Regions from separate parts of the Homo sapiens genome. Here region 1 is linked to region 2. The links are chromatin loops, found by intact Hi-C in ENCODE. Cell type or tissue: transverse colon. All regions are shown on one strand.

What was found. A loop is a pair of places that touch in the nucleus more often than their neighbours do. Peaks named below come from ENCODE experiments on the same cell type or tissue, not always from the same donor. Only the 100,000 strongest peaks of a DNase experiment are listed, where the experiment ranks them.
Region 1: a loop joins it to region 2, with 35 times the contacts of the local background. A loop is called at or near these places in 2 of 110 quality-filtered maps.

What each region holds. Positions count from the first base shown.
Region 1 is chr13:39,407,121-39,412,120 of GRCh38, reverse strand. All of the region lies in intron 2 of LHFPL6 (LHFPL tetraspan subfamily member 6), which reads left to right. Among named protein-coding and RNA genes, the nearest start is that of LHFPL6, 190 kb to the left of the region's middle. In transverse colon, no CTCF peak of the experiment used is centred here; no DNase peak of the experiment used is centred here; H3K27ac peaks cover 996 bases.
Region 2 is chr13:39,292,668-39,297,667 of GRCh38, reverse strand. No RefSeq gene overlaps it. Among named protein-coding and RNA genes, the nearest start is that of NHLRC3, 260 kb to the right of the region's middle. In transverse colon, no CTCF peak of the experiment used is centred here; no DNase peak of the experiment used is centred here.

The DNA of each region.
Region 1 (5,000 bases), 110 kb before region 2:
AACACGGTAAAAGTTTATTTCTAGCTCACATTACAGCCCAAGTAGATATTACCAGTCAGCTTCCATATGATGATTCAAGAATCCAGGTTCTATTGATAGGTATACCATCCCCTAAGTCTCTTCTAATACTTATGTCCCACAGAAGTGAAAGAGAGTATGGGAAGCTGTATCCATCTACTTCTTAAAAGCCATGATGAGAAACAGCACACATCACTTACTCCCATATTCCTTAGCTAGATTTCACTTAATGGCCACATCCCACTGAAGAGACACTGGGAAATACAGTTTAAGTATGTGCCTCAGAAGGAGAAATTGAATTTTGTAAATAGCTGGCAGTGCTTGTCATTATTTAGAGGTAGGCAAGGGCTATAGTTCTACTTCCCGACAATTCCATTGCAAATACAGAAGCATACTCATAACATTCCCACACAGATATGTCATAGCAATCAGGCCCCAGTAATCATAGCGCCTTTTCTGAAGCTCATGAAAGTCCCAGGTCTCTGTCCCTGTAGGTGCTTCAATCACAGCTGATATGAAAGGGTCCTCGTGAGATAAACACAACACTATTATAAGGGCAGGACTTGGTTAAGCTTAGAGAAGGAATAAGGCAACCGAAGTCCTGTGAATCATGCTTGGATATACCACTATTTTGGAATCAAGTTCAGCAACCATTTCAAAAAGCACCTCACTTCCAAAAAGTGGCTCACCTCCTTAGCTCCCTGGATTATTCTAGTGTTACACATAAAAGGGAAGAATGTCTTTAGATTCTATCCAAATCCACATATATTGAGCACCAATAATTTTACTAACAAAAACCCCCACCTCTTATACCCGTTTTGCCAATTAGAAAAACTTCTCAGGTTGGTGTGGACATAAAAATAAGGAAAGCAGATCTGTAGCAGCCACCCTGGAGTGTGGCCTTTTGATGAAATATTAGCAACTACAGTTGATGTGCATATTCGTACATAGAGCAACTCACTGCCCCCAGGAATAAACAGGTTATTCACGCATACATATCATACTACCCGTGCAGACATGTGTTTATTATAGGCAGCAAAATATTATAAAAGGTAAATTTAGCCTTTTATTTAAATATCCCTCTGACAGAGATTGTCACTAAGGAAGGCTCCCCTATAATAAACCGCTTATTTATAATACAATGGTTTAATATGTAATAATTGCTTGAAATATGGAATGTTGTCCGTAAGCCAAGCAGTTGTGTGATCAGGAAGTTGTAGATTTCTCTTTTTCCCTGCAAAGATTGATAGGGGACAATGACTTCTTGATTCAATAACCTTCGGAAAAGGAAGTAGTGAAATGTTAACATTCTTCAAAGACTTGACTTTTGAAAAGCATCCTGAAGCCACTGTGGGCTGATTGATCATCTCAGTGGGGGTGTCCTCTGGGAGGTTTTGTACAAAATACTCCTGGATTGTGCAATAAGGAGCTGCATTTCTCCAGAACATGAGAAATATCTGTTGTGAATGTTATTCATACATTTTTTTTGGATACTCAAAAATTCCTGTTTTTCGTGACTGTCTTTTGTTGGTTTTGTCATTGTTGGTGGGATGGGGAGAAAGAGGATCTGTTTCTCTGAAATGATATTTGAAGTATGTGTTTAGATCCTAGATGGAGAGTTCACTTCTAAGTTGTGTAATAACATTGTTTTCAAGTTTAGTGGTGGTGTTCCATGGGGATACTGGAGACCACCCTACTTGTGCTTGGGGGCTGCTATCTTCATTCATTGTGGTTTTCACCATGGCAATGGGAATAGAATTTTCAGCTCTCTGAGCTCTTCTGCATTCTTAAGTAAGCTTGCATAATACTGCTGAGGACAAAGCAGTTGCCTGCTGAAAGCCAAATGAATGCATAAATTTGGCCTCAAGATTTTTGAACTGTTGTGAAAGAGTTTTTGTGTCTTAGGTTTCTTTTTTTCTTTCAAATCACCACTAGCAAATTTTTTCTTCAGATGATATCTTTGTTATCCAAAATCTGATGTATAATGAAGGTAGGTAGACAATTTTAACACATGATTTACAAATGAGTTGCAGAGGCTAGGTAAGTCTTTTAAGAGTTTTTATATTAAGTGAAAGCTCCCCTTTTAAACATTTGTCTGGGATTTTGTGCTGGGCATGATCCAACAAAAGATTATTGCTTCTGTAACAAAAATGATAAACTCTGTAGAAGTTGGCTTAGAGATCTTGCCATATTGTTGAATAGCATTGAATGCTATTGAATTATTCTTTTTCTAGATGACTGAGCTAAAAGGAAGCTATTGTTACAGAACAATTTATTTTGGAATTGTTTCTTTTCCTTTTCTTTCTTCCTTTCCTTTCCTGTCTCACATTATATCTTCCCTAACCAAATGACATTTGTAATTACTGTTACCTGAAGACATTCTGGTAAGTTTTACCCAAATAATTCAATGGTTACTTTAGGAAACATAAGAAGTAAGTGCATATATTGAACTGTCATGTCAAATTTGTGTACTGTGGAAGGCAGGCATTTGAATCAATAAGTACAGCTTGGCCCAGAGACATATAAGTCCCTGAAACCCTTCAGGGATGAGAACACTGTGACAACAAATAATGCCTATCAGTGGTGGTCATGCGTAGTATCTCAGTACATTTCAAATGTTTTTTTTGTTTTTTTGTTTTTTTTGTTTTTGAGATGGAGTCTCACTCCGTTGCCCAGGCTGGAGTGCAGTGGTGCAATCCCAGCTCACTGCAACCTCCACCTCCCAGGTTCAAGCGATTCTCCTGCCTCAGCCTCCTGAGTAGCTGGGATTACAGGCATGCATCACCACGCCCGGCTAATCTTTGTATTTTTAGTAGAGACGGGGTTTCACCATGTTGGCCAGGGTAGTCTAGAACTCCTGACCTCAAGTGATCCGCCCACCTCAGCCTCCCAAAGTGCTGGGATTACAGATGTGAGCCACCGCGTCTGGCAGTACATTTCAATTTGAGCTAGGTCTGATGACTCAGGGAATGTCTTGAAGGAAAAATTCATTTAGAAATATGAAACAAAAGGCATTTGGCGCATAGATTTAGGTGATGTCAAAGTTACCTGCTTAACGCTACAAATTCCTCATATCTTAAAGTGCACTAAGCTACTTTCCCACTATCCTGCACAAATGGACCACTACTTTGATTATTGTGATGGCTCTTTACAAAACATTCAGGTGGCTTTGGGTTGGAAAAAGCCAAAAAAGGAGTTTTTACTTTCTTAGATGACCAATATAGTCAATTAAAGAATAATAATAACAACACAAACCTCTCATTCCTTCTATTACTATTACAAATTTTGTTCTAAATTACATTTCTGGTCATGCTGCTGGAAGCTCCAAACTGGATCTGCTTTCTGTTTTGGATGTTGACAGGCAGAGTGTCATTGTGACAGAAGGCATCGGCTGTTTTCCATGGTCCGCTTATATTTGAACCTGACTTTTATTTTCAAAGGCTCAAGCCATAGCAGTTCAACAATAAGGAATAAGTGTTTGTTTTTTGTTTGGTACAAAATATAGGAAAGCACTATAATGAAAATAGAATCGGCCCAAATTATGGGAGAATGCATTGTTTATTAAGTCATTTTAGTTTCCTGTAATAAGAACTGGGAAGTCTCTGGATATTTATAATTGTCTATATGTAAGCAGTAATCCTGGAAGATCTGTGTAAGGATCAAATGAATTGCACTTAATTAAAGTGATTATACCAGGAACTTTCTAACATTGTTTTCAATTTGGGGATGAAAAGATATCTTCATTACTATGGAATAATTCCCTGGCCTTCTGGTCTGATAATCTGGGGAAAGACTTCTGCCTGCATTAGGGCAGTTAAGTTTAGTCTACAAGTTAGCCAAGATATTTCCATAAATCAAATAGCAATTTCAATTTATGTCTGACTTATTAATAAATTTACATTAAACTCAGCTATTTCTTAGCAAAATTGAGTAACTTATTCAATAGTTTTTGACACTTTGGGGAATGCATATATGTTGTATTTACTTATTTTATTTCCACTGTATTTCAAAAGGGATTTGAGATAGCTGAGTATAAACATCCTGCTTTAGACCATGTCAGGTACAAAGATGAGTAAGTAGTCTCTGGCATCCATTTTGGTTACGCTGTTATGCAGAAGGAAAGGGAAGCGTTGAACACTGTGTCCCAGACAGCGTCTGCCACCTTCCATTCATTCTCAGAAGGAAAACTCCCGTTTCTTTCCAAGATAATCCACTACTGTTTATCTGACTCTAAAATTGTTTTTTATATATTTATTGATGGCTAATTAAATGAGTCAACTTTTATAACGTGGTTCTTGAAGAAAAAAGTTGACAGGTCATAAATTCATTGTTAAAAATTATGTGCAAAGGTATATGTTCTGTGTACTTGTATATGAATGGCTCAGTTAATATTAAAGTGGAACACCCTTTTAAAAAATATTTATTAGGTAGTAGAGCATCACTTTCATAGTTCATTACATTTAACTCCTATTTATGGCTCAGATATTTTTTCCATTACAGGCAGATATCTTCTAAAGCATTTCTAAGTCATTTTCCTTAGCAAATAGCAAGTTTTGATGACATGACCTAATTCTTCCAGTTTTCAATTTCTAAGATGTTTGGCCCATGTCCCATTTGGCACTTACCTGGGAAGGATCAAGAATAGTTAGTGAAGATGTTTGTGGCTAAAAGTCTGGAAAATGGAAAACTTACTTGCTGCAGACAAATGCCTTAGCCTGCATCAAGGTGAACTTCAAACTGCAGTATGGCCAGAAGGTGGGGGTACTCAGAAGGGCTTGGTCTGGAAGAATCAGACTCTGCCCTGGGAGTTCTTTCTCAGGCAGAGTATCTATAAAAGGATTGGAGAGATTAGGAAAATCATTAATTACTTGGTCAGTACAGAATTTTTTTTAAATGGGCAGGGAACCCTTGGAATCCAATGGAGAAATTAATTATCTATGAAACTCAAATAAATTTGAATTAATACAACTGAAGCAATGAAG
Region 2 (5,000 bases):
GCTATAAAGATACTACCTGAGCTTGAGTAGTTTATAAACAAAAGAGGTTTAACTGACTCACAGTTCCACATGGCTAGAGAGGCCTCAGGAAACTTACAGTCAGGGCAAAAGGCAAAGAGGAAGCAAGACACATCTTACATGGCAGCAGGAGAGAGAGAGACAGCAAAGGGCAAAGTGCCACTTTTAAAATCATCAGATCCTGTGAGAACTCACTATCACAAGAACAGCATGGGGGAAACTGTCCTCATGATCCAATCACCTCCTGCCAGGTCCCTCCCTCAACATGTGGGAATTACAATTTGGATGAGATTTGGGTGGTGGCACAGAGTAAAACCAAGTCATTCTGCCCCAGCCCCTCCCAAATCTCACGTCCTTCTCACATTTCAAAATGCAATCATGCCTTCTCAACAGTGCCCTAGAGTCTTAACTCATTTCAGCATTAACTCAAAGTCCACAGTCCAAAGTCTCATCTGAGTGACAAGCCAGTTTCTTCCACCTATGAGCCTGTAAAATCAAAAACAATTTGGTTACTTCCAAGATACAATGGGGGTACAGGCACTGGGTAAATGTTCCCATTCTAAATGGGAGAAATTGGCCAAAACAAAGGGGTCACAGGCCCCATGCAAATCTGAAACCCAGAGGGGCAGTCATTAAATCTTAAAGCTCTCAAATGATCTCCTCTGACTCCATGTCTCACATCCGGGGCATGCTGATGCAAGGGTGGGCTCCCAAGGCCTTTGGCAGCTCCACCCCTGTGGCTTTGCAGGGTGTAGTTCCTGTGGCTGCTTTCACGGGCTGGCATTGAGTGCCTGTGGCTTTTCCAGGTGCACAATGCAAGCTGTAGGTGGATCTACCATTCCGGGGACTGGAGGTTGGTGGACTTCTTCTCACAGCTCACTAGGCAGTGCCCCACTGGGGACTCTGTGTGGGGGCTCCAACCCCATATTTCCTCTCTGCATTGTCCAAGTAGAGGTTCTCCATGAGGGCTGTGTCCCTGCAGCAGACTTCTGCCTGAGCATCCAGGCATTTCCATACATCCTCTGAAATCTAAGTGGAGGCTCCCAAAGCTCAAATCTTGTCTTCTGCATACCTGCAGGCCCAACACCACATGGAAGCCCCAAGGCTTGGGGCTTGCACCCACTGAAGCAGTGGCCTAAGCTGTACCTTGGCCCCTTTTAGCCACCACTGGAGCTGGAGCAGCTGGGACACAGCGCACCAAGTCCAGAGGTTACACAGAGCAGCAGGGCTCTGGGCCCAGCCCATGAAACCATTTTCCCCTCCTAGGCCTCTGGGCCTGTGATGGGAGGGGCTGCCTCTGAAGATCTCTGACATGCTCTGGGGACATTTTTCCCATTGTCGTGGCAAATTAACATTCAGCTCCTCATTATTTATGCAAATTTCTGCAGGTAGCTTGAATTTCTCCTCAGAAAATGGGTTTTTGTTTTCTACTGCAAGGTCAGGCTATAAAGTTTCCAAACTTTTATGCTCTGCTTCCCTTTTAAAAATAAGTTCCAATTTCAAATCATCTCTCTCAGGTTCAAACCTCCACAGATCTCTAGGGCAGGGGCAAACTACTGCCAGTCTCTTTGCTAAAGCATAACAAGAGTGACCTTTGCTCCAGTTCCTAAGAAGTTTCTCGTCTCCATCTGAGACCACCTCAACCTGGACTTCATTGTCCATATCACAATCAACATTTTGGTCAAAACCATTCAACAAGTCTTTAGGAAGCTCCAAACTTTCCCACATTTTCCTGTTTTTTTTTTTTTTTCTGAGCCTTCCAAACTGTTCCAACCTCTGCCCATTACCCAGTTCCAAAGTTGTTTCCACAGTTTTAGTTTATCTTTATAGCAGCATCCCACTATCCTGGTACCAATTTTCTGTTTTCACGCTGCTATAAAGATACTACCTGAGAGTGGGTAATTTATAAACAAAAGAGGTTTAATTGACTCACAGTTCCACATATCTGGGAAGGCCTCAGGAAACTTACAATTGTGGTGGAAAGTGAAAGGAAAGCCAGGCACATTTTACATGGCAGCAGGAGGTGGGGTGGGAGAGTGCCAGACACTTCTCAAACAACCAGATCTTGTGAGAACTCACTCACTGTTATGAGAACAGCATGAGAGAAACTGTCCCCATGTTTCAATCACCTCCCACCTTGTTCCTCCCTCAACTCATGGGGATTACAATTCAGATTACAATTGGAGATGAGATTTGGGTGGGGACACAACCAAACCATATCAGGGAGCTTCACAGTAAACTGGAAAAATATCCCTGCATTCTTAGTGGTAATAAATGGAGTATGTTTGCTTTTCATTCACCAAAAACTAAAGATCAATGGCAGTGGCTTGCTGCCACTCTCTATGGCTATGAAACACATATATTGTGGAGGTTTGAAAGTAGGCTGTGGTGGACAGAATAACAAGCTTCCAAAGATGTCCATGCCCTAATCCCTGGGACCATTGAATATGTTCCCATAGTTGGAAAAAGACTTTGCCTGTGAGGTGAAGTTTGTGATCACTTGGGCCCTTAGAAGAGGAAGAAGGAAGTGGCAGTCAGAGAGATACGCTAATGGAAGAGAAGGCAGAAGAGGCATGGCAGCCTGAGGAGGACTTGACCTGCACCTGTGGGCTTTGATGATGGAGGAAGGGGACCATGAGCCTTGGAATATTGGCAGGTCTAGTGTCTGAGAATGCCCTGGTCCACAGTCCACAGCCAACAAGAAAATGTGGACGTGGGTCATAGCCCTGCTGCTGCCTTAATTTTGGCCCTGTGAGACTCTACACAGATGCCCAGTTGAGCCCTGCAGTTCTGGGACTTCTGCCTACAGAAACTGCGATGATAAATTAGTTTTGTTTTAAGCCACTAAACTGTGGTGATTTATTATGGCACCAAAGCAAATGACTACAGAGGGATGTCACAGAGGTGGTTCACTTACCTGGCACCCAATCCACATCTGCATGTTTCAACTCATGCACAGATACCTGGTGCAATCCTTTGATGATGGGTTATCAGGACTTATTTCAACTTCAAAGTCGGGATTGGGAATCAAAACAGCATATGCCCATCCCCAAAAAACAGTGGTTTGGGGTCACTTTGATTAGAAGAGAGCAGTATAAATGTAGGCTTGTGAGACATCAATGACTCTTTGACGCTGGACAGTTGAGAAGTCTTTCATCATCCTTTTAGGTCTGACATTACTTTCTCTGTGTTCAGCCATTCAGCCACTCAACAAACATATTGAGGGCTGTCAAGCATTGCCTGGCACTTGTACGTATCTTGTTATAATTGTAATGATTTATTTTCATGCTCGTTTCCATCTCCAACTCCTACTACATTACTGGCACATAGTGGAACTTCATAATTGGCTATAAACAAATGGACTCCAGTAATTAATTTGTCCTAATTAATTACTGACAGTGAATATGATTATTTTGACCCAAAGTAAAATACTGTCATGTCCTTCTTCCCTAAACTATTGTACAAAAGCCTTTCCATTTCTTCTAATTCTGTTATGGCCTCTTACTCTAAAATAAGAGGAACATATTCAAGTTATTAGAGTGGCAAATCATAATTTAAATTTCCCTTGGTTTTCATTTGTGTCATCTCTCTATTATTGTGACGATAGCCCTCTAATCCTTGTTTGTGTGATTCAATATAAAATATTCGGAGAGTATCACAGAGAAGGCTGTCTCTACTCTCATTTATTAATATAGGCCTAGGCGTGCAATTTAAAACTTGCATGTTCATGTTTCAGCTGTTCTGTCAATAGATTTTTTAAAAATTGTACATTCCTAGGGGAAAGAATAAGTCACAGTTGCCCATCTCTCATGACATGCATGTGTTGCTATTTTAAATCCTAATAAATTTGTCACTTCTGGACAGTGCTGTGCTATCTTGACCTTGCTCAGTCAGGCTTGTTGGTGAAAAGCAAATCATTTGAAAAGGCTGTGCCAATTCATTAGTTGTTGCATTTTCTATTTTTTTTTTTTGCAACATCAACTCTGAATATTTGATCATTTTTGTAATGAAACACCTTAACATTTTCTTGACTTTCTCATTCTTACTACTTTCATTAGCCCTGGAGTTCTTAAACAAACTATCATACTCCCTCCCAGAAGTTACAGTTTCAACATGCTCCTTGTACTGAATTTTACAGTAAGCACAAGTTCAAAGCACATTTCCAAAGAATATTCTTTTGTTAATTTTTTGAACACAGGGCTTGAGAAAATACCTGAAGTTTGAGATACATGTTAAAAACAAATTTTACATAAGCCTATATTTAGATGGCTGGTTATTTCTCATCCAAAGAGTTCCTTTACAGGAGAAAGATTTAAAATTTACAATTTTTTCATGCAGTTTCCTCTGAGCATTTGGATGGGCATCCAAAGGAGCACTGGGCAATTTCTTTTAAAGACTTTAAAACAAAAATGGCATTGAGAGATCCTCTGTGTTGAACAGTGAAAGTGTACACATGCGATTTTCAGCCTTTACAAAACTCACTTTCATGGAAAGAGAGAGAAATCAAGTACTATAATGAAATCAAGTTTATCATAAAACAAAGGCTACTTCTATTCTTACAGATGACAGTATACTTCTACATTTGCCCCACTGTGTGTTCACTCTTCTGGAGTCATCCATTATTATGTCAAGTATGGCCCACTAGTTATGCAACAATTTCATTGCTATTATCTCAATCCACACAAGAACTTGGGAAAAGATGAAAAGGGATCACGATGAAAAAGTATTTTCAGTCTTCTGATGAAAGGCTACAAACCATTATTTCCCACTTACGTCTTTCTAGCCCCCTGGCTTTAATGGAAACCCAGATAATAATAATAATTATTATTGTTATTGTTATTTTAACTTTTAGGCTCATGGGTACATGTGCAGGTTTATTATACAAGTAAATTATGTGTCATGGGATGTTGGTGTACAGATTATTTTGTCACCCAGGTAATAAGCATAGTAACTGATATGTAGTTTTTTGATCCTCTCTTTCC